2 separate regions of the Homo sapiens genome follow, and region 2 is linked to region 1. The links are chromatin loops, found by intact Hi-C in ENCODE. Cell type or tissue: gastrocnemius medialis. All regions are shown on one strand. Each heading gives the region's core, and the rest is flanking DNA. Links, peaks and the distances in the headings are about the cores only.

Region 1 (17,376 bases), core at 4,852-12,851:
ATAAAGCTGTTACATGAAAATACACATAACCTTTGGAATTGAGGGTATAGTGCCTTAAGCTGTTAATACCATGTTGTGAATAGGTACCACACTTGAGAAAATGAGTTGAGATAGTGGAGGAAGAAAGGATAGTAGGAAGGTATAACTCAGCTACAGGGGACCCCAAAGACCAAGATGGCAGTTACTGAAGGCAAGCATGACCAACTTTCTCCCTGGCTGCAGGCTTCCCTGACCCCGAGATGTGCCTTTAGTGGGAGACCTATCCTCTGTGAAGAGAAATGTAGCTTGCTGAGGTTTCTGTGCCTTCCAAACCTGCCACCCAAGGGCGAAGATTATTCAGAAAGAAACTAACCTTTATTCCCTGCTGAAATTAGAGTGCTTATCAACTTCCAGGGAGTGTTCCACAGACAGGCTTTTGGGAGGTGGGGTGAAGGATGCAGGCGTTTTTCCCCTCTGGGCAAGAACATCACCATAGCTTGTGAGTTCCTGGGCCTTCCCCTGGCTTTTGCCCAGAAAGTTTTGCAGTCGCTCCGACATACCTGCCAGAGAGCCCATAACTCTATCCTTGGGCAGTGAGGTGGGGATGGGGATGCTTTCTCATTATACATGCCCTTTCCTTCTGAGATGCTGCTTCCATGATTCCCACTCCCTCTCTTGGTTGCAAGCTCTGAGAGTCACTGTCATAACTGCTGAAATTTCGTGGCATTCCTTAGGGCTGTGAAGGCAGAAAACATGCTGGGACCTTGGCTTCAGTCAGTGCTGGGCACTTCTCTTTGGTCTATTTAATAGTCTTCTACATCTCCTCAAGTCTTGGCTAAATTCTTGCTGATTAGCTCTTTGGGCTCTTGGTAGAGTGGATTCATTTGCCATAACATTAAAAGTGGATATCTTAAGAATGCAAACCTTTTATTCAGGTGAAATATTCAAAAATTTTTCAGCATCCTTTCAGGCACCAACCAGTTAGAATTAACACTGGAGGTGTGGCTGCCACAAGTTCCTGGCAACCGCAGTCTGTGACAGATATGGAATTAACCCTAACACTGCTACACTGTGTGAATCCTGGCAGGGCTGCCAGGGTGGTGAGGAAGGCACTCAAGCAGCTCAGGGCAGGGGCCCCTTACCAGCTGGAACTGAAGTATGTCATTGTTTTAACAGCCAATAGAACCAAAGAATACATTCGCTTAACCTCCCCGGACCTCAACTTCTTCACTCATAAAATGGGGATAATAGTTCCTACCTTACAGGATTGTCATAAAGAGTTAATGAGTGGAGGCCTAGTTCACTCCATCCATCTTGTCAGCTCTACATTGGTCCTTGTTTGGCTAGCTCAGCTGAGAAGTGTGCATAACAAAATCTGTCTGTAGGCCTGCCGTCTATTTCACAGCAACACAGTTAAAGCATTACATGCATCCTTGAGACATAAATGAAGTACTTTAGAGAAAGGAGCAAGCAACAGTTGGGTATGTGATAACTGGCCTGGGGTGGTGAAAAGTCACAAGTCCCAAGATCTAGTTTTGGGTCATGTCTTCATTGCTAACAAGCTGTGTGACCTACGAGGCCAGCCACCTCTCTGGTTCTTACCTTCTTCATCTCTAAAAGGGAGGATAGTTGTATGCCTACCACCGTCCCTAGATTTGGGGGGAGGGATCAAATAAGGTAACAAGACAGCAGTTTGGAATTTGCAGATTCAGATGACTATAGAAGCAAGGCTGTTAATGGAAATAATTCGTTGGTCCAGATAAATGGGGAGTGTGGCAAACTGGATAGAGTTTATGCCAGTCTAAAGGAGGAAGCTGCAACTGTTATGAAAGTAAATGTTCAGTATTGCCATATCTATGGATTTTTCAAGAAAAGATGGAAATCTGGATTTTAAAAATGTAGATGTGGAATTTCTGATTTGTAAATGTTCATGTGTGGCCATGGTCAGGTCTACTGAATATAAAGCTTGAAAAGACCTGTTGGTGCAGGAAGAAAGAAAAATTGGGTGGACTGTCACCGATGTGCCACCTTCCCCACTCCACACTGTGAGCCTTCTTGGCACGGGATAAAAAACAGCCTAGGGTGGTTCTGGTGTTCTGACCCCCATTTTTGTGCAGACTACTGAGACCTGGAGTTTTAATTGAGGTACTGCTGTAAGGGACTGAGTGCACCCAGGGAGCTGTGGTCACTTGCATCCTTGGTCTGACGTTTCCTGTGTACATCTCTGGCTGGCTAGACAGATAACCAAAGAGAATGGAGGCCAGCTCTGGGTCATCAGTCTTGAAAGTCTTATAACCTGGATCAATCCTGTTTGTCCTCTCAGCCAGGAACTGTGTGGGCCAAACAACACTTGTCTGCAGGACTGGTTTAGCTTGAGGGCTGGGGGTTTACTACCTCTGGACTATGCACATTTCACTGGTTGAGCCAGTGCTTGGTATTTGCTATGTGCTAGGCACTCAGCCAGACCCTGGGGCAATCCTCATCCTCAGGTAACTACCTCTGTCTGGTGTAACAAACTATTGTCACAAAACCTGACAAATGCTGCTAAGATTAGCACTCAATGCAGGGTGCTTTGAGAACAAAAAGGCTCCCTAAACTAGCTGGTGGGATGGAATGAATGAATGATGGAGGAGCTCCTGGAGAAGGCAATAGTTCAGCTGAGTTTGAAGGATGAGTAGGAATTAATGGAATCCAGGGAGGTAAAGAGTGGAGGGTGTGGGTAGGAGTCATTCAGATTCAAAGTTCAGGCATGGCATGGAGGTGAGAGAGAGCATGGCTCAGTAGAGGGACTAGTAGTTGGGAGAAAGCAGAAGTGATAGGGAGCAAGCTGGAGACGTAAGAGCTATGTGGCAAAGGACCTTGAATGCCTCACTAACATTCCACAGACATTCCACCTCTGGAAACCAATAGAACATGTTTATTACCTGCAAAAAGCCTACTGTTGGAGGTAGAAAATGGGCATCTAGATACATAAATGCAACAAAGATGTACCTCTGAAATGATGGGGAACAATGTAAGTATTGTATAGAAGAGAGGAATAAGAGCCACTCTCCCTGGCAGTGGAGTGAATTAGAGGAGAATTGATATTGGAAGTAGGGAATTTTATTAGGAAGCTTCTGCAGGCATCAAAACAGATAAATGATGAAGGCTGAATCAAGGCAGTGGGAGGGGAAATGGAAAGGAGAGGTCAGAATGAATAAAGTTTGAATCTGTAGGACTTGTTCATGCAGTGTTGGCAGGGGTGAGGGATGAGGTGCAGAGCCCATGGGTGAGGAAGAAAGGAAGAAAGGCTGCCAGATGTTGCATTCGCTAAGTAGGAAATACAGAAAAGGCATCAGGTTTGGAGAGTGTAGCAGATGCTTTTGGGTCACATGTGCCCTCTGAGGTGAGGATAAATTAATTGCCTTTTGTATCCTCCATCACAGTGGTCCCCAACCTTTTTGGCACCAGGGACCCATTTTGTGGAAGAAAGTTTTTCTGGGGGCTGATGGGGGGAATGGTTTCAGGATGAAACTGCTCCACCTCAGATCATCAGGTATTAGTTAGATTCTCATAAGGAGCATGCAAACTAGATCTCTCGCATTTGCAGTTCACAATAGCATTTGTGCCCCTATGAGAATCTAATGCCACAGCTGATCTGACAGGAGGCGGAGCTCAGGTGGTAATGCTTGCTCACCTGCTGCTCACCTCCTGCTGTGTGGCCCAGTTACTAACAGGCCACAGACGGTTACTGGTCTGCGACCAGGGGGTTGGGGACCCTTGCTCTGCCATTAAGAAGAACACATGGTGCTCTTTGGCTTTGGAACACAACACATACCATATTTAGAAATACTGCTCCAAGCCATTTATTGCATGACTTGGAGCAAGGAAAGGCTCTGCAGCACAAGCCAGGCTACGATGCTAGCTGCCCTGTCACTTGGACCATATGACCCAGCAAATCCACGATGCTGGAAGTATTCCCAGTGGAGAGACATGAAGTGTGGAGTCTCTGGCAAGCTGCAATAGGAGAGGTGTGTTATAGATTTCCTAAGGATTTTGGAGCAAGGCTATGCCTTCTGCAGCAGAGAACTATAAACATTTTGAAAAGCAGATCCCAATGTGTTTTGGGTCCTGGTAGAGACAGAGCATCTGACCATTGGATATAATTAATCAAGACATCAGAGATGTTTATCATGAGCTGGGTTTTGTGCCACTCAGGTCATAAATTCAAGCAGGCCAACAGCAATTCATTCTAAGATGGAAGGTGTACAGCTCAGGGATCAGGCATGAGCAGGGCCAGAGGGTAAAAGTAAGCTGCACATGCCTCTTCCTCAGGCCCCCAAGGCTGGCACCTTGTGGCATTAATGACTCTCCTTCACTTCACACCAAAGATTTTCTTGTGACTACTCTAGAATAATCCTAGGCCTAGTTCATTGTGTTGGTGTTAGCCAAAATGGACTGCTGTTTCTACTTAAAGCCCCAGTTAAGGTAGCTCTGAAAGACAGTGGGTAGGGGAAATTCTTGCAGTGGGCAGAGCTTCAAGCCTGTTCATGTACGCCTGCTCACCAACTTAGAAAAGAGGGGAAAAGTATCCAGGCCACACAGAACTGTCTGTCACAGTTGTAGCTGAAATCAGAGGTTGAAGAAGGGGATGCGATGAAATTTCTGATTTGTAAATGTTCGTGTGTGGCCATGGTCAGGCCTGCTGAATATACAGCTTGAAAAGACCTATTGATGCAGGAAGAAATAAAAATAGGGTGGATTGGAAGTGCCACCTTCCCCACTGCACACTCTCTGAGCCTCCCTGGCATGGGATAAATCTACCACTCCAAGCCACTTAATGCCCCACATTAAGACTGTCTTGCCACTGAGTCTTCAAGGTGGCAGCCAGTCATCTCGTAAAAATACTTTGTACAGGAAAGTAGAACAGGCTACAACCTTGCTCACTGCTGCAGCAGATCTGGAGGCTGAAATTGCTGTTCATTGTCTTCCTTCTCTCTATTCTAGATTGTCCTTATTGCAATACATAGGAGTGTATGTATTTCTGTTGCTTGGACTGTATGACTTAGGGTTCCATAAGAATACATATGGAATCTTGGGCAGCAAATGGCTTGGTTGGTCAGTAAGGGGCCTGAAAGGGAAAAGATGAGAAAGGAGACAAGGAGGTCTGGGGAAGACGCATGTGGATGATCCCATGGGAGTGGGCACAAATGCTTCCTAGAGAGCATCCACCATGGGAAGGGTGCCGAACAGCAAGATGGACAATGTGACTCACCCTGTAGAGGCCAGCTTTGTCCCCAGGGCTTGCACAGTAAGCCTATGAATGGAGTAGCCATGGTGACCAGGATGGAGGTGAGGCATGGGCCCACGGAGATAGCTACTGCCACTGCTGACTGGTGATCTGTCAGTGCAGAGACAGGCCCTGTGCCTTTGATCAGCCAGCCACTTGAGGCATCTTGACTACACCAGGGCCCTTCTACCTTGGAAAGGGCAGCAAATCCTTTTTCCTGGTGTTGCTACCTCTGGTGTTAAGCTGAGGGTTTCTGGAGTGCCTGATTTATCTACATATGATGCCTCATCACATCACTGTAGATTAAGAGGCCCATGTTGTGGCAAATTAGGTGCAATAAGGGTTGCATGACCGGGGGTTCACTGATGTGGTTATATACCGCAACTAGGGGAAGCCATGGACCTAATAGAATGATGGGATGGCTTGTTAAAAACTCAGTTTCCCAGAGTCAAACCATAAAGGTAAACAAAAAACAACAACAAAATATATATATATATATATATATATATTTAAAAACTCAGTTAAGGTTCCCAACTCAAGGATGATACACTGGGATTGGCTATTGTCATTCAGGATATAGCTGATACGTGGTACCAGTTGCTGGAACACACAGATTCGGGAATCAAGGGTAGATACAGGATTGGTCCCTCTCACCATCACTCTCAGTGATCCACTAGCACCAAGGTGAAAGAATGTCTAACATTCAGAAAATACACTCAAGAATAGGTCTGAAATCCAGGAGAATGTCTCTTGGTGCCATGGGCCCTTGTAGCAAGCATGGCCTGAAAAAGCGAAGTCACCTGAGGGCTCAGACCCCCAGGGATATCAATAAGTGTCAACCCATCAGGCAAGCAACCTGGAACAGCCCAAATGCTGAAAATGAGGAAAATCCTGAATAGAGGCTGGAGAAGGAAGACAATGAACAGCAACGTCAGCCCCTGGATTTACAGCAGCAGGGAGCAGGGTTGTAGCTCCTTCTGTTAACTTTCTTGTATGAAATCTTTTTGCTAGATGTCTGGCTACCACCTTGAAGACCCAGTAACAGAATGGACTTAATGAATGTGGGGCATGGGTGGATCAGAGTGGTGCAAGCAGGGAGTAGACCACTTTCCATGTCCTGCGTCACATCCCCTTCCTCGGCCTCTGACCAGCTGCAGCTGTGGCAGGCAGTTCTGTGTGAGCTTGGACTCATGCTGACAGCACCCCGATTTCCATCACACGGAGTGCATCATTCAGATTTCTATTTCAGCTCCTCCTCCGAAGTCCCAGGAGTCTGTTTGGCTTGTGTGACTCAAGCAGAGCCCAGAAATTAGGGGAGTTAATGGCCCTGGGACAACCCTCAACAATGGAGGATGGGAGCCGGTAGACATATGCCCCAGCCTCTTTGAGTTGGACAGTTCTGGGAAGCATTCTGTATGTTTTTCAGGAGATCCCAGCGGAATTGAGCCCCCATTGCTCATGGCAGTGACTTTGATGATGGACCTTATATTGGCTTTTCCTCCTCACTCTCACTTTTTCATTCTCCTCAATTCCTCACTTCTATGTCCTGAGATCAACTCCCAGTTAAACCACCTGCATCTAAATCCTTGTCTCAATCTCTGCTCCTAGGAGAATTCAAACTAAGACAGGAAGGAAAAGGTCAAGTTCACTCTGAGCTTGACGTGCTGAAGAGACATCCCGTGGAAATGTGCAGCAGGCAGTGGCCACGTGACTTTTGGAGATGCTGATTTATGTATCAGCATGTGGTGACAGATAAAACCACAGGCTAGAGAAAATGCATTCCTAAGAGGCCAGTGCAGAGGCATCCTTCCAAGGCAGGGGTTCTCAACCACGAGCCATTTTACCCCCCAGTAAATATTTGGCAATGCCCGAGGACATTTTTGGTTGTCACAACGGGAACAGGAACCTGCTACTGGCATCTAATGAGTAGAGGTGAAGGATGCTGCTGAACATCCTACAGTGCACAGGTCAGAACCCCATAACAAAGAATGATCCAGCCCAAAATATCACTAGTGCCGAGGCTGAGAAACCTGTTCTAAGGGCATTGCAAAGTACCATGAGAGTGATGCTGTGAAAGCTGGTTTCACATAGCCAGAGGGGCCAGCAGGCAGTGCTGCAGGGGCCATGGGAAGTAAGAACCAATTATTGCCCATTGAGCTCAGCACCATGGGGCAGAAGCCAGTGCCTTGAAGGCAGTCGATGAAGATGAGTACAGACTCTTTCCAGGAGCTTTGAGGGGAAGGAAAAGAGCAAGTGTTTGGGCTTAGCCAGAAGGAGCTGTAGAGTCAAGGAAGAGTTTTAAAAGATACTGGAATGATAAACATCCTGTATATGCTGATGACAAAGCACCAGTTGGGACACCAGAAAGGGATGACTGATGGAAGAGAGAGAGCCCCGGGACATAATGTGGTACTCAAAGCCAGATGAACTAACTTGGATCAGGTAAGGAAAACCTTCCCTGGAAGCTGGAAGGAGGCAAGGGTGGGCATAGTTATACCTACAGTTGTCAGGGAGGAAGGGTAGACTGTCGAGAGAGTTAACCTGTGAGCCTTTTTTGTTCTTTGCTTGTTTTGCAGGCTATAAGTGCAGAAGTGATAAGGTAGGAGGCCTGGTATTAATACCTCCTTGTTGATTGATTACATATGGTGGTTTACTGCAGTTTGCATTGCTCTGCTTTCCCGAGGGTCTTCTTGGGAAGTTTGTCCTTCTTTCCTGGTGTGTTTTAGAGGTAAACACAGGGCTATCCCAGAAACTCGGGTTTCTCTTGAGATGCCAGCTGAGACTCCCGTCTTCTCTGTGGAAAGCCCTGTGGAAACTCAAAGTTCACTCCAAGATGTTTGTGGACTTCAGGTGTAGGTTCTTGGGGTTACCTCTGCCTCTTGGTTCCTGTGTCTGCATGTGCTCCCTCTGTTCTGCCATGGACTTCAAACTTGGACATGAAACCTTTCTCTTACTCCACAGAACTGCCAGGGCCCAAGCATTTGGGTGTGGGCTGGGTCTACTGTAGATCTTGTAGTACCCTCGTACCATTTTGTGAGCACCTTGCGATCCTCGTTTCTTCACTGCTCCTCATCTGTTTCCCTGCAAATTTCCCCATCTCCAAATCCCTCTTCGACTATTTACCCAGCTGTCCTGAGCTCCCCACCCCGAAACAGGCTTAGCTCAAACTATCATGGTGCACAGTAGATAAGAAAGCCTCCTTTTAGTCGAATTTACGCTCCAATAGAAGGCGGTTATTGTGAAAAATAGTGAAAATGTACTATCTGTAAGGCCACAAATTGAGTAGTTAGGGTTTGGGAACCTCAAAGAGGTCTCAACTGGGAAGGCCCCACTCTTCAAAGACCATAGTCTCATCTGTAAGGAATTAGCTTTGCCAGGGACACTGTAGGGAGTTGAAAGGCACAGCAAAGGTAGAGGCAAATGAAAGGCCCAGGTGGGAAGAGGGTCCCGGCCAACCCTGCCCCCTCTGCTTGTCTCCAGAGGACTGGCCTAGAGGTCCAGAGGCCTGGCTTCTGGAACTTGCTACTCTACTTATCAGCCTATTATCTTAGGCCTTGGTATTCTCATCTGTAAAGTGAGTATAGTGAGGTGGGAACAAAGATTTGGTGATATAGGATATATGCTTACCTGCCTCAGTAGCTACTTGATATGTTTTTGAGATAGGGTCTCATTGTTGCCACCCAGGCTGGAGTGCAGTGGTGCCATCATGGCTCACTGCAACCTCTGCCTCCTGGGCTCAAGTGATCCCCACCACCTCAGCCTCCTGAATAGCTGGGACTACAGGTGCAAACTACCACACTCGGCTATTTAAAACAATTTTTTGGCAGGAGATAAGATCTCACTATATTGCACAGGCTGGTCTCAAACTCCTGGCCACAAGTGATCCTCCTGCTTTGGCCTCCCAAAGTGCCGGGAATACAGGTGTGAGCCACTGTGCGCGGTCAGCTACTTAATATATTTTACACACTATATCCCGTCTTTGATTTTGCAACAAGAGAAAGGCCCAGGCCTTAATATTTCTTGCTTGGATGTTCAGTATCATAAGCTAAATGGTTCTACATGATGAGCTAAATGATTCAACAGCTTCCTTCTTCCATGCTGGCCAGTCAGCCAGCCACAGTGGTCTGGGTGGAGACACAAATCCCTGGGGCCCCTCAGGAGCCTCTGCTCTACCTGAGAAGATGAAATGATTACAGACAAAGCCATCGACCACAGCGGAGACAGTGTGGGACTGATGGCCAGGGAAGAATTTGTTTTGGAAATAAAAATGAATTAACATTTTATTTTATTTATTTGATTATTATTATTATTATTTTGTATTTTGAAACTGGAACTCCCTCTCCACAGCCACGCAGAGCAGAGCCCTCCTGCCCAGGGGCACTTTACCAGGCTCATGATGCAGTCCCGGCAGTGCCCAGCAGAGGCCAACCTAGCTCTTCCCTAGTTCCGTCTCTGGCAGGAGAACGGAGGACTTGCTTGGAGATTTGGAGGCTGTTTCTCTAAGCTAATGTTTTGAAAACTTTGTTGACTATGATTCACAGTCAGACATAGATTTTATATCATGAGCCAGTATAGGCTTATGCACATGGATGTTTTGCTGAACAACACTTACTGTCACTACCTGAGTGTATTCTTGTCTATTTCTGTTCAGGTCTGCCAGATTGGGTCATTTAAAAGATGCTGCTTACACCCACTGGTTGATCTCACAACCCACCAATAGATGGAGACTTGTACTCGGAAACCCACTGGGAGTCTAGACTGGGCATGTGGGTCCGGTGGTGGGGGAGAGCTTTGGGGTCACCTGATAAAGGGCCTCCCAGCACAATGGTTACTCCACCCCTCTGTGTTCAGGTTTCCTTGAGGGTCTCTGAAATGGAATGGTAGTAGCACCTACTTGTAGAGTGCTTGTGAAGATTAAGGGGCCGTTGGTGTGAGGTGCTTAGGACAGTGCTTGCCCCCAGGAGGCGTTCAGTTTCTAACTTTTTCCAGTTAGAAACAAGGATTGCTGTGGAGTGCGCAGCCTGCCTGGGTGTCTCGTGGATTCATTGACCCAACCTCTGTTGACACTGGTTACCAAAGATAACAGAGAAAGCTGTGGCCTGGCCGGGGTAGTGGAGGAGCACACAGACAATTAGAATAGATGTGATAAGGGCTTAGGTGGCGATGACCACCGGGTGCTCTGGGATCATTTGGGCACCTGGAGGACTCCTTAGCTCAGCGGCTCTCCGAATGTGGTCTCTGGACCCACAGCAGTAGCAGTCTCACCTGGGAACTTGCTAGAAATGTATATTTTCGGACCTTAACCGAGATGTATAGAATCAAAGTCTGGGGCCGTGCCCAGCAATCTGTTTTCATCAGCCTTCCTGGTAATTCTGATGCCTGCTCCAATTTCAGAATGACTGCACTGCCTTTTGTTACCAGATTTGTTGCAAGTTACAGTCATCTACGGAGCTTTTGTCTAGGGTGCGCCCTGTACTGATTTAATCGCAATGTCTAGGAGTGGGAGTCAGGCAGCAGGATTTTTACAAAGATTCCCAGGTAATTCCAGTGTGCATTAAAGTAGGGGAACCACTACCCTAACCCAAACCTGGACAGTGGGGCACCAGAGAAAGCTTCGTGGAGGGGTGTCAGATAAGCAGAAACCTTAAATGCAGTTGGGACTTGATAGTGAACATACGTTGGAGGGGAATGTGGAGGGCTAGGAGGCCACTGGTGTCCATAGACATTTCTGAAGAGACTATAATCTAGTGTTAAGAAGCTGGACTACAAGAGTTCAATGTTCCAATGAGCTATGATCATGTCCCTGTACTCTGGGCTGGGTGACAGAGCAAGACGCTGTCTCTAAAAATAAAGAAGCTGGGCTATGGGAATAAGTCACCTGGGTGCGAATCCTGCTCCGCCCTTACCAGCTGTGTGACCACAGACAAGTCACTTAACCTCTCTGTTCCTCTTCCACACGGGGTTTCCGTGAGGATTAAGCACATATAGAAGGCACTGGTGGTATGGGCGTTGTAATCATAAATTGAGCTAAAGGCCCAGCACTAAACCAGAATGTTTTGGGGAGCTTAAGAGTCGCAAGAGATGGCACCAGCCAGATGAGAGGACAAAGCCACAAAAGGCTCTGGACCTAAAGGCACTGGGAAGCCATGGAAAGTGGCATGCATGGGGGAGCCACATGGAGATATGTGTGGATGTGCCAGAGAGCAACAAGGTGGAGGAGAGCAATCAGGGAGGGGCTCGTCCCCAAGAGACGGGGGAGATGTGACAGTGCCTGCCTGCCAGAGAGATGACTGAAGAGCTGAGATGGTGAAATAGGCAGGACTTGGAGACAGATTAGATTAGGTAGGAGTGGGAGAGGAGATGAAGAAATGTCCCTATTTCTGGGCTGGACGAATGAGGTGGTTGTGTCCTGATTTGGGGCACCCTTGCACACCCAGTTCCAGCACCAGGCTCTCTCTGTTCTGTAGACCGAGGCTGGGCCATAGGCATAGTGAGAGGAGCCTGCTGACTCACACTTCCCCCCACCCGACTTCCCAGGAACAATTTGAGTGTTTTGGAGTCATTCGTCATCCCTCGGTTGAAGACAGTGAAGGCCCATCCAGGCAGACTTACTTCTTGTTACTTGAATGTGTCGTGCATGTTCCCACCTCCAGGACTTTGCCCACACCTCCGCCTTTCCTCCCTGTCTACCAGAACCCAGCTGACCATCATCCCCTCCTCCACAACACAACCCTCCTTTAAGGCTCACCGCCTTGAGCCCTCCTGACCTCAGCGATTGTCCTGGAAGTGGGCAGCAGTCATGGATTGCTAGTCAATAGGATGTCAGTCCCTGCACCTGTGGCAACTGAAATATTAAGCTCCTGGAAGCTGAAAAGTGCCTCCCAGGTCTCTGCCCCTCCCAAGATGCCTGGCCTAGTGTTTTGTCAGACAGATGTAGGATGAGGGCCCTGATTGGACTGGGAGGAAAACACAATTCAATTACCAGCCAGGAAGGACTTGTTGAGAATTAGATTATCAGCCCCTGGGGGCTCGGTGGGAGAGAACAAAGGGTGGAAACTTCTCACAGGATTGCCCTCCCTGGGTCTCAGGGCATTGGGTATATCAGTTTCTGTAATGTGGTGCCTCTCCCATCCAGCAAGAGAGGTGGAGACAGCTGGGCTGAGCCCTCTTTGGCCTCTGCCAAATCCCCTCCAGTCAGCTTCTCCCGGTGCCTGGAGGTAGAGGTGAAAGATGACACCAGCACCCACAAGAGGCAGGACCACGGCCAGTGCTCTAGAAAAACCACTTGGCCCCTAAGGACTCCCTTACTGTGTGCCTATGGCCATGTTAGGTGCTGCACAGGACGTGCCAGAAATATTCAGATGGAAGCCTCAGAAATCATAGAAAGCCCCAGAAACAATGCCAGGGTAGAGGAAGTAAGAACTTGGACTTTGGACCCAGATAAACCCAGGTTTGGACCCTGAAATTGTTCACTGTCTAAGGCTCAGTGCAGGAGCCTGAACCTCTCTGAATCAGTTTCTTCATCTGCTAAATGGTCATAATAGCAGCTGTTATTCAAGTGATTAAAACTTTACACACACACATATATATTCAAAAGTATGATACAGTGCTAAGTGATACACGTGATGAAGCATTGTGAAGTCCTTGAGCGTGGTGTCTGGCATAGAGCAAGCTCCCAGTATGTGGCAGCTATTACTACTGCTGTTGTTTCATTCTGGTTCTGAATAATTACCACAATTGCAGGAAGGGAGAGTCCACCGAGTGGTCCTGAATGGCCGGAGAAGGAGACAGGACTTTTAGGATGAGTTCAGAAAGAGAGGAAGGACCAACCAGCCAGAGGGAGCAAAATGTCCCGATTTCCAAAAAGTGAAGAACATGATTCCTGGGATGTAAGCTTAACGACACTCAGTAGCATTCTAGAATTATTAAACAGGTGGTTTGGGAGCACTTTGCGAAGAACTGTGCCCATCCTGGAATTAACTCATTAAAATCATGTCAAATCAAACTCCCAGGGACTTGCGTTATCAAATAATTTTGTTTTCTTTTTCTTTCTTTTCTTCCTTTTTTTTTTTTTTCTTTTTTTGAGATAGGATCTTGCTCTGTCACACAGGCTGGAGTGCAGTGGCACAATCATGGCTCACTGCAGCCTTGCCTTCTTGAGCTCAAGCAATCCTCCAGTGTCAGCCTCCCAAGTAGCTGGAACCATAGGTGCACACCACTATGCCCGGCTAATTTTTTTCTTGTGTGTGTGTGTGCGTGTGTGTGTATTTTGTGTAGAGACAGGGTTTTGCTGTGTTGCCCAGGCTGGTCTCAAACTCCTGGGCTCAGGTGACCCACTTGTCCTCTCAATGTGTTGGGATTACAGGCATGAGCCACCGTGCTCAGCCAATAATTTTTTTTCATTCACGTCACATATTTATTGTCAGCATCATAGGAAATGCAAAGGGTATCATCACAAGGCACTGAACGAAGTCTCCCATGCTCTCTGTGTGGTCATGAGAAAGTGATGTGTGAACAGGGGGATGTCCCGTTAGGCGAAGTCCATGACAGTGGAAGCCAAGGGGCTCTAATCCAGTCACTGGAGGGTCAGAGGAGCACCCTGACCCTCTCTCTGATGGGGAGGGATGGCACATTAGAGAATGTCAGTGGCTCTGGAGGCGCCAGCCATTTAAGAGTGAAAAGCAATAGCAGGACAACAGAGAAGTAACATCATACATGAAATTATTCTTTGTAATAATGGCAGTAATATACATTCATGGTAAGAAATTGGGAAAATACAGAAGATTGTAAAGAAGTAACTAAAAGACACCTACAATTCTAACTGAATGGCATGATTTAATAACACGGCTGACAAGAATTACCGGCAGAGTGGAATTTAGGTAATATAGAAGATGGCAAGGGGTTCAGAATTGTTGAACCTAGAAAAGGGGTCATGCTCTCAGTTTTTGAGGAGTCAACAGGCTGTCAGGAAGAATCTGTAGTCTATCGGGTACCATTCAAGGGGGCATGAGTAGAACACAGAGGCTCAGAGAGGCCAATTTCAGCTCATGGACAATGGGAAGAGCGTTCCAGGAAGAAATTCTCCCTCAGGGGTCAGGCTGCCTTGGGAGGGAGGGGAGTGCCCATTCCTGGGAGTATTCAGTGGAAGCTAGTTCTTGTGTCACTTTCTTCTCTGAATGTTACTGAAGATTCCCTGCCCTTCTCTGGCTCCTTTCAATGCTAAGATTGTATATCTATAGGTGAAGACATGGAGGCAGAAATAAATGTGTTTAGTTATCGCTAAGGGAAATAAACATGATGCAAAACAGTGTGCTCTCAATTTTGTTGGAAGAATATAGTTAAATTCATTGAAAAGAGATGGCAAAGAAGTGAATATTAATGCTTGGACTGTGGGAGATGTTTTCACCTTTGGATTGTTTTGATTTTTCCAACTTTTCTACAGTTGACTTATTTTAAAACCCAGTAATGTATCTGCTACATGTGTGAAGTACTTTCTCTACTGAAACAATAGATTAGGGCAGGGGCAGGAGGGAGTTTTTTTGTAGGTATGTACATAGGGTGGGATGGATTGCAGAGGGCCTTGAAAGTCAGGCAGGACTGTTTAGATTTGAAGGTCACTATAGTGGCAATGAAAATGACTTTATTTGCTAAACCAAACTCAGGACTGATAATCTAACAAACAATAGCATGTTAATGGGGATAAGAGGACAGAATACAGTATTTGAAATTGCAAAACTCTCTGAAAAATCATGTCTTAGCTTGGGTTGCCATAACAGAATACCATAGATTGGGTAGCTTAAATAAAAGAAATTAATTTTCTTACAGTTCTGGAGGCTGGAAAGTCAAGATCAAAGTCCATCAGAGTTCAGGTTCTGGTGAGAGCTCTCCTCCTGGGCTGCAGACGACTACCTTTCCATTTTGTCCCGACTGGTAGAGAGAGGGAACGCCATACTCTCTTCCTTTTCTTATAAGGACACCAATTTCATCATAGGGTCCACACCCTCATGACCCCATCTAAACCTAATTGCCTCTGAAAGTCCCCATCTCTAAATACTATGACCTTGGGGCTTAGGGCTTCAACATATGAATTTCAGGAGGACACACACATTCAGTCCATAACGATCAGTATTACAATTGGGAGCCTCATGGGATTCTTAAGATAGTGACATTCATTTGCTTATTCATTCATTTAGCTTAGTAACATTTATGAAGCCCTAGCTATGTGCTAGACGCTGATGTGCATATGATGTAATTAGGTCTTGTGGGAGCTGAGTATGGGACACCCTGGAAGATGAAAGTTAAATTCATCAGGTCAGTTAGCAGGTCCCTGAAAATCTGGGTGAGGGATCTAAGTCTCAGGAACAGGAGTGGTGAGGATAGGAATTCTGGTGATATTTAAAGAAAGCCTTTGCTTGCTTCGCAGTTGCGCTAAGGGTTCTTTTCATTACCCTGAACAGGGTAGGGTAAACAGTAGGCACTCAACATACATTAGGTAAGTAATGGGAATGTTTCTGTGGGTAGAAGGGCTTGAACTGAACCTCAAATGAAGAATAATTATTAATCAACATTTTGTTGCAATAAACATACCCTGAATTCTTACCGTATGCCAGCTATATTGCTTAATGCTAAAGCTACAAGGAAGAGACGTAGCCATCACCCCAGAGGCATCCACAAAACGACAGTCTGAGAGGAGAGACACAAATGTAAGCAATGAAAGCACTTAGAACAGACTAATGTAATGTGAACTGTGAGCCCAGATAGAGGTACAATTATTCTAGTCTGTAGGGGTCAAGGAAGACACCAGAGAGGAGGTGACATCTGAATTGGGCACACGGAGAATTCTCTGGGATGGTCCATGGGTGGGATGGATGGTGGAAATCATTCCCAGCAGATGGAAAAACAAGGTCTACGATATGGTGGCGAAACGATGGCATGGTCCTTCTCAGTCTACTTTGTGTTTGCATTTATTTCCAGCATTCCTTAAAAGCTGGTTGGGGGCTGGGTGCCTGTAATCCCAGCTCCTTGGGAGGCTGAGGCAGGAGGACTGCTTGAGCCCAGGAGTTTGAGACCACTCTGAGCAACATACGGAGATCTCATCTTTATAAAAAATAAAAAATTAGCCGGGGCATGGTGGCACATACTTGTGGTCCCAGCTACTCAGGAGGCTGAGGTGCGAGGATGGCTTGATCCTGGGATGTTAAGGCTGCAGTGAGCCGTGATCATGCCACTGCACTCCAGCCTGGGCGACAGAGTGAGACTCCGTCTCAAAAAAAAAAAAAAAAAAAAAAGAAACAAAAAACAAAAATGCTGGTTGCACATCTGTAGGGCTGTCAGCCCAACTAATCTTTATCCCTTCTGAAAACTGCTCCATCCCAGTCTACATAATTACAGCAAGAAGAGTTATGAGGACATACCTGTCTGTCAGGCCAGAGTTGACTGGTCCAGGGATGGAATCCTGACCAAACTGGGATGTTCAGAGTCCCTCCAGGGAATTTGGAACTGGGACACTAGATCACTGGCTGGCATCAGTCTCAGTGATCTCTTGCAGTCACTGTAAATTTGAGAGCTGCGGGTCTAATATCCTATCTTGTGAATTGGGCATCAAAGAGGGCCAGGTCCCGGTGAGGAAGAAATGAGATAGGTATGCCAAGAAGGGCCAAGATGAGACATACTGGGAGGGGACTGTCTGCATGTCCTCCAGTGGTCTAGCCCCTGGCTACAGCCCACTTCTGAAGTCCTGTTGTGGGGTCCGTGGGAGATGGACTGAGCAAAAGTGAGGTGAAGGGTAACATGCATTCTCACATCCTGGAGGGTCTGGCAGTAAAGACATCACTGAAACCGTGGCTCTTTTCAGACTCAGGCTATGTACCCACCCAGTGTTAGGGAATTTAACAGTGAAAGAGCACTATGTTTTACATCAGTGTATTTTAGAGAAATACACTATATGAATGTATTTCTAATATGTGTAGGTGTTAAAAGGTGGAGATAAAAACTTTAAGCCAGGGCAGAAAGTAGATAGAGAATAATAAATATGCCATGATGTAATGAATCCTTTCTGCCAAAAGCCACTCATCTGAGATGGCTGAAGGATCAGAAATCCATTTGCCTTGATCAATTACAGGAGCAAA
Region 2 (8,000 bases), core at 1-8,000, 130 kb after region 1:
TCTCTTTTTAAGTGATCCAAACCACTTCAAAATCCATTACAGATTTGTCAAGGTGTTTTTACATTCCCATGGAAAGTTTCAGGATTTCATCTTTTTTCTTTGTGCAAAAATTTAAATATGATTTACGGTCTAAAACCCCTCAGCTATGATTCTTGATTTCTCGAAAACTGCTCAATGTTTTTAGGGTCACACCTGCGAGTTCTTTCCTGGTGCTACGTTACAGCATAGCATTGTTGGAAGATGTAGGTGGTATGAGTATGCTGGATGGCTCGCTTCCTCTCTTAAGCTAATGAATTATTCCCAAGTAATTTTGATGGATGTGGGTCAAGGATAGGAAGAAGGATGACAGGAAGACATGAGCAGGTATTAAGCACCTTTTTCGTGTGGGACATGCAATGCACTCCATCTTCATTGTATCATTTCACTCTCATTAAAACTCAGTGAAGTACTGACCAGGCGTGGTGGCTCACACCTGTAATCCCAGCACTTTGGGTGGCCGAGGCAGGTGGATTATGTGAGGTCGGGAGGTCGAGACCAGCCTGACTAACATGGTGAAACCCATCTCTACTAAAAATACCAAAATTAGCAGGGCATGGTGGCGGGAGCCTGTAATGCCAACTACTTGGGAGGCTGAGGCAGGAGAATTGCTTGAACCTGGGAGGTTGAGGTTGTAGTGAGCCGAGACCGCGCCGCCACACTCCAGCCTGGGGCACAGAGCGAGACTCCATCTCAAAACACACACACACAAACACACACACACACACATACACACACACACAACAACCCCCCCACCAAAACAAACAAACAAACAACTCAATGAAGTAGGGATTATTAGTTCCATTTTAGAGTTGGAGAAACAGAGGCATAGGAAGTTCAGAGAAGTTACGTGAGGTGCTCAAGGTCACACAGCTGGTATGTATGATACATGCAGAAGACATATTCAGCTCCGTTTGGCTCCAAAGTCTCTGTTGTTTCCACTGGACCACAGAGCTTAGCTTGGCAACTATGATATGGCAAGACCCCACCAATTTTTTTTTTGGTAAGGCTCATCATAGAACCCCTTTTATCTAGGACCTGATTCATAAAATGGCAGTTTATTATTTTCAACATGTCTATGGTGTACAGTGTGGCATACTGGTGGGGTTGCTCTCTGGGACACAGGGAGGTCAAGTGACTTGGAGAGTATCCCATAGTAAAATGTGTAGCTCAGAGGTCAGCAATTCATCAGCTCTGAGGGCTCCCCAGAAATAGTAGAGTCTCTGGGAGGTGCCCGTGGCCAGACAGGTTGTCCCTGCTGCTGCTGGGAGCCAGGGAAGCTCTGCAGGTCCACAGGGCTGGCACTCGGAAGGGGGCCTGGCTGAAATGTGCAGGCAGCATAGACCAGACAGACAGTGGGAACAGTGAGGTGCTACAGCAGTGGCCCAGGCAGGGACAGGAGGGCTGCAGACACAGCTGAGGCAATAGGATGGAGTGGTGGGTGGGAGTGGCTGTTGGCGATGTGGAAACAGCAAAAGTGGGTGAAAGGTTGGAGAGAGAGGGCGAAGGAGACAGCGCAAGAGGAAAAATGCTAAGAAGGTTCCTGGGATGCTGACCTGGGCCCCTGGGGCCATGAGGCTTCTATATAGCTTGAGGGGTAGGGTTGGGGAGGAGCAGGGCCCGGTAAATGGACTTGATTTGGATGGTTTGAGTCTGATGTGTATTTGGGCCATCCAGGATGGGTTGAATATGATGTCTATGTGAGCCATCCAGGCAAAGAATTTCTTAAGGTCTGGGGATGGTGAGAGGTTCTTAAGGTTTGGGGTTACTGCTGTGAGAGGCACTATTTTCTAGAATCACTGGCAGGGAAGCCATCCCCTGTATCAACCTTCCTGCAGGACCCACACTCCCTTCCTCCTCCCGGAGTGGGATTCTGCCTAGGCATGTGCACACATGTGTACACCCTACACACTCATCCACACATGCCACCCACTCCCCTCAGACACTCGCATACATACCCCTGTGTGTGTGTACACCCTTACACACCCATGTACACACTCCTCCCACATACACACTCACACACTGACCTTGTGTACACTCATATCCACTCCTACACTCCCCTCATAGACACACACTTACCCCAACACACATGCAGACACTCACCCCATGTGCACCCCCAATACGCCTGCATCCAGAGTCGTCACAAACTTCCACTCCCAATAGCTCTTGTTGCATTGAACCCCCCTCTCAACCTCCCCAGAGAGTGGCCACTGTCACGGGACTGGATGCCCCGGGCAGGCGTGGGAGCTGCAGCAGAGCGACAGCCAGGCAGCCCACACTTGGGATGGCCCCAGCCTCTTACTGCCATTGCCCTGTGGGTGCTGGCCGGGGCTGGCCAGCTGGAATCCAGCCTCTGAGGACTGGAAGCCCTTCTGGTCTTCTTAATCCCAGGCTTCCAGAAAACCCAAGAGCAGGATGTCCTTGGAGTGGAACACAGGTGGGAACTGGGAGAGTTTCTAGAGTGCCTCTCATCTGTCTCATGCAGCTGAGGAAACCAAGGCTCAGAGAGGTCCTGGCTTGCCCAGGGTCTCCCTGCCAGGAGATGGGAGGCTGGGGCCCCAGGCTGACTCTACCTGGCCCGGGTGCCCTCAGTGTGCCCTGGCTGACAAGTTTGACCACAGAGGGATCACATGTGGGCTCACAGTGTACAGGTTGGGCACAGGGCCAGCCACCGGTAATGCAGCCAGGTGTTGGGCTATGGGCTGCTTCTGCTCCTCATCCTGTCCCACAGGGACCTGCCTCCTTGGCGTTGGGCCTGGCAGGTGGCTGGGAGCGGATGGTGAGGGCAGATGTCAGGCAGCTCCAGGCTCTGGCCCCTCTAGCCCAGAATCCTTACCCTGATGGGACACATAAGGATAGGGTAGGGAAAGGGTGGCTGTCTTTCCTGAGATCACCCTCATCATGTCCCTGAACAGCCTAGTTTCCCTTTAAAAATGACTATTTATGGTGCTTTTATTTAAGAATTATCTAAAACCTTCTTGAACTCGACTTTTGCCTCGGCCTCTACCACCTCTTGGAGGGAAATGAGTACTATAAATTGCATCCTACCACACAAAGTTGGGTTACCTTTGATTTGCCTTGAATTCCCCTGAGTTTGAGATCTATTTGAGGCACTGGGATCAGTGGCCAGGGCTTCTGCTCCCCTTTCTGGGGCCTGTGCAGTTTTCACCCCACAGAGTGGGAGACCAGCTCCAGCTTGAGAGTCCAGCTTCAAACCTACCCAGTCTTTTGGGGTAAGATTCTTCTTCTCCTCCTAACCAGTCTCCTGACACCCCACTGAGAATTGCTGCCCATGGATAGCATGGGGATTGGCCCTTTCTTGCTTGCTCACATGTTTTCTCTTTCTTTGTGACATATTGTCGTCATCATCATTATTATTATGTGGCTTTATTTCTCTCCCCAAATATCATTTCTAATCCTATCACCCGACAGGACAGTGTTAGCCTGTTGACGTTCTTCCTTGTAGATTTTCTCCTAGGCAGAGGTCTTGTTTAGTGTTTTTTTGTTTTGTTTTGTTTTGTTTTTGAAGTTGGAGGCTAATCCCTTCTAATGCAGAGGGTATTTCCAGACCTGAGACTCCAGCCGTGGCTTGCGTGGGAAAAATGAGTCACAGTTGCTATTCATAGTTGGATTTTAAAAATTAAGAGCAGGGCAGTACATGCTGGGAGCTGGTGCTGGGCTCAATGCCTTGAGACATATCTGGAGAATACTATGTTTAGAGAACTTACATTATAGTTGGAGTGATGAGATCCACCCATGTGAAAAGTTGGGTGACACCACAGGCATTACATCATCACAAATGTCACAAAGCTGCTTGGAGAACCTGGCATACTGAGAAGCACAGAGATTGGTGGCGTCTTCAGGATTTCACAGTGGCAAAGATCCAGAGAGGTGGTCAGGGAAGCCTTCCTGGGGGAGGTGGCATAGCAGCTGAGCTTTGAAGTCTGAGTCAGTTTGGACATCATGGATGGGGTGGCAGGGATTGGGGAAAAAGCCAAGGGAGATATTTGGAAGTGGGGAAGCTCCAGGATGTCTGGAGGCCTGGAAGTAGCTCAGATAGGTCGGGGCAGTGGATTGGAGTCAGGAATGACCCCTCGGTTGAGGAGTCTGCCCTGGAGGAAGCAAGGAATTGTGGGGGCTGATAAAGAGGCTGTGATGGAGGCTACTGATTCAGGGGAAGGTCCGCAGAAGGTGTCTTAGGTCTGCTTTAAGAAACTGTGAAGGGGCTACTGAGAAGATGGGCATCTGCCAAGGAGTTAGCCTTGTCCTGTCATCTCTTGGTCCCACCTCCCTTCTACCCAGAGCCAGAGTTGGCCTTAGGCTGATGTGACTGGTGTCAGCCTGGCACACGCACCTGCGATGACAATCTGGAGGCAGCAGAATGTCCATAGAGGTTAAAGAGCACACAGAGCCTTCAAATTCCAGGTCTAACCCATTAAAACCCACCAGCAGAGGGCCATGAGGAACTTACCCGTAGTCAAACAGAGTTAAGGTTATCAGCCTGCTGCGGGGAGGAAGAGAGCACATCATGGGAACTGTGGGGCATCCTAAAGGGGGCACTGTAGGAGGGACACTTAACAGAGTTTGGGGGCTGGAGTTAATTAGAGCATCATCTTGGTCAGAATTTGAAGGGTTGCTGGAACAGTCCGAGGTCACATCCTTAGAACACACCAGCCATTAGGGAATTGCTGTCAGATCAGTTTGTCTGTGGTCTTATCTTGGAACAGATGGTTGTGAATGAGCTGGTGTCAAAAGACTTTGAGCTTAGATAGTCTGTGATGAGCCTTCATCCCAGTGGTACTGTTATCTGTTTTCTGAGTCATCACACAGGACTTTCTGCAAGTTGTGGCTTTTGTTCCAAGTCTCAGTTCCCTGTTCATTGCCTAGCTGCCCGCAGGACCATCTTCTATTTAAAGTTTGTCCTTGGGAAAGTTACTTGACCTCTCTGAGCCTTGGTCACTCAGTGGTTAAGTGGAGATAATAACGGTAGCTACACCATGGAGTTCTGAGGATTAAATGAGTTAATATATGTGGAGCACCTAACAGTGCCTGGCATACAGGGGGTGCAATAGAAATGTCAGCCATTATTACAACTGCAGGCCTTCAAGATCAGGAAAAGAATGTTGATGCCTCAAAAGAAAGGATAGTCTGCAAGTTTATTTTCCACTTCAAAGGAGAAAAAAGGGGAACAGCAATATGAGATACCTTTGCCAGGACAGACACTGTCCTGGGAGCAGCCATCATGATCTAGAACAAACAAGTCCGGTGAGATTGACGTGATCTTCTGAGAAAGAGGGAAGGAATGAGCTCAAGGGATCCTTTGAGGTTTGGCCCATCTGCAGGTAAACGGTGGTGGTGATGCACTCTTCGTTAGTTTAGCCGAGGACAGGGCAGGAGGAAATGAAGTGAAGAAATGACACTGAGAATCTGGATTTGACAGTAGAAGAGACGTCTGACTCTGAGCTGCTGAGTATTAGGATTGGGGGAAGCTAAGAGGCTGTGGGCTCCTGGCCACATCTAACCAGAGTGGAAGTTGTGGTGCAGAGGAGGGACCTCTGGTCTGGGGGTCAGGCAGTCTCAGTCCTGGTATTGAACTTGCCTCTGAGTAGCAGGGGCATGGCTTTCTGCCACTCAGTCCTCACTCTGGGTCTTAGGCTCCCCTTTTGTAAAAGGGAGGATTCAGGATAGATGGGCCCTTCAGGCGTCTTGCTTTCTTGGCTTCAAGGCATCCTGGAGATTACTGTCATTCTTTCTCATAACTGCACAATATTCCCCAATAATGCATGTTCTCCTATTGATGGACATTTCGTTGTTTCCAGTCTTTTGTACTTACCAGCCATAGAGCACATTTTGTTTGTGTATCTGCATGGAGTTATATGCATTTTGTCTTTAAGATGCCAAGTGGAATTGCAGTAGACAGGATTTGAGCATTTGTGATTTTCATGATCTTGCCAAATCACTCTCCTTAGAGGTTGCACCAAATTATAATCTTACTGCCAACTGTGGGCCCTGCTGTTTTACTTATGTGGTGAGGAGTAGTGGGTGGGAGGTCTTGGTGATCAAGCGATCAATACATCTTCCACTTCTAAGGTCACATGACCTCAGGGCCCTGCTCTGGTCAGATCCCATTTCTTAAGGCCCCAAATGCTTAGCCAAGCTTGGCTTCTTGCACCTCAGCTCTGCTGCTTCCTCTCACCTTGGCTTTTCTGCTTTCCAGCTATCCCTAATAAGAGAGAGAGAAAGCTAGAGACAGAGAATGTGTTCCAGGTGCTCAATGTCTTACTGGTGCTGTGCCTGCAACTATCATCATTCCAGCTTCTGTGTACACACACCTGGCTTCCCACAGTTAAGGTGGAGGAGGAGGCAGCCAGCCAGCTGTGTGAAGGACTGAACCCGTTAGGCTGTGAGACTGAGGGGCAAACTCACCATCCAGGGTTGCACTGACAGCCTCAGCTGAAGGCTCACCCTTAACAAGCTGAACAAGCCTTCTGACAATTGCTGTCAATTTCGTCCCAGGAAGATGCTGGCAGGACCTAGATCTTGGTTATGACCTGGAGCCATGCCCAGAAACACTCAAATCTATCACCAATAATTGTCCATGGGCCTGGCTGAAGGGGAGCCTCCCTGACAAACAAACAAGTGGAAATCTGTCACAAAGGAAGCAAACACACCCCATGACCAGGAGGGCCACTCATTCCTCTTGTTCTCATTGGTTTGGCTGCTGCATGGTAAACTCACTTTAAGCATCGTTTCTTCAATTGTCCAGGCTCATGAAAGTGGTCAGCAAGTCCTCCTTAAACTCTACACATGCCTTTGTAATGTTTACGGGAGGCCCTGCCTCACCCCCAATTATTTATTCATCAGACATCTCCTGGGCACCAGTGTGTGTCAGGTGCTGGCTGTGCATGGGTGGCAGATGCCCAAGGCTCTGTCTCCACTCTGGGGAAGTTGCTGAGATGAGCCTCCCAAAGTGAAAAGTGACAGGTGTCATAGACAAGGCAGGTAAGACACGCCTGATGGATTCAGGCACCCCTTAATGACAGCTCTTTTTGTTGGCATTCCCTTAGCACCTGATAATTTTGAGAGTTGAATGAAGGGAGAGAGCCAGGGTAGAAAGGAAACGACAGCCCCTTGGGGAAGGCAGTGTGAGGCATTGCAGGAGAGAGCTTAGCTCTTGGCATTTGCTGGTTTAATAGGGTCACTGGCAAGTAGCTTTGGGTTGGGTGAGTTTGCTGAAAGATAATTATGGTGGCATTGGCTGGAGAAAGGAAAGAGATTTCCTAGAGGCCTCTGTACTTGGCCTTTGCAGATGAGCTGACACTATGTGACTATCCTGAATAGGACGTATGCTCTGAGTCAGCTGATTAATTTTCACTCTTGCAGTTGAGCAAGGATTTGCATGGAGCCATTTGCATTTTCTCACCAAGTCCCCTTTGCTATCGATTGATTCATTTCAACATACATTTGGTAAGTTCCTACTATGTGCCAGCAGTGAGCTGGACAGCTGAGGTTCTGCCTCACGGAGTTGATATTCTATATGTGTACTAGTTTCCTGTCCCCAGCTGTGACGAGAGCCCATCCCAGGGAGGGGCACTTGGATCTTAGTTGGGGACCTTGAAAAAGTCTTCATGTTCCAAAGGGGTGAGGCCCTACTGAAGGAATCTCAGATATGGGTCAGATACTTGGGGCTGCTCACCCAATGTGAACAAAAGGGGGACTCCAGCAAGCCAGATTCAGTCAAGTAGCTGGACATGCAGGAATCACAGCCTGGGGCTGAGCCGTGTATGTGTGATCTTTACACCTCCCTGGTCCCTTTCTCCTGAACCTGTGGATGCCCAGTGAGAGGAGGAAGGGCAGGGGCACCATGGAGCCCAGCTCCCTGGAGTGGGGTCGATGATGCCAGGCTCCCTGGGCTAAAAGCCTCTTGTCAGCAGAGTAATTGGATCTGACTTGCAGCAGGCAGG

What was found. Peaks named below come from ENCODE experiments on the same cell type or tissue, not always from the same donor. Only the 100,000 strongest peaks of a DNase experiment are listed, where the experiment ranks them.
Region 2: it touches region 1 in a loop (2.2-fold over the local background); 6 of 110 quality-filtered maps call a loop at or near these places.

Annotation. Positions count from the first base shown.
Region 1 is chr18:46,271,681-46,289,056 of GRCh38, forward strand. No RefSeq gene overlaps it. Among named protein-coding and RNA genes, the nearest start is that of ARK2C, 54 kb to the right of the region's middle. In gastrocnemius medialis, for the core only: a CTCF peak has its summit at 9,662 (motif pointing right); DNase peaks (open chromatin) are centred at 6,978 and 9,681.
Region 2 is chr18:46,404,022-46,412,021 of GRCh38, forward strand. All of the region lies in intron 1 of ARK2C (arkadia (RNF111) C-terminal like ring finger ubiquitin ligase 2C), which reads left to right. Among named protein-coding and RNA genes, the nearest start is that of ARK2C, 74 kb to the left of the region's middle. RefSeq lists an enhancer at 7,742-8,000. In gastrocnemius medialis, for the core only: a CTCF peak has its summit at 4,458 (motif pointing right); DNase peaks (open chromatin) are centred at 2,651, 3,750, 6,939 and 7,566; H3K27ac peaks cover 5,520 bases.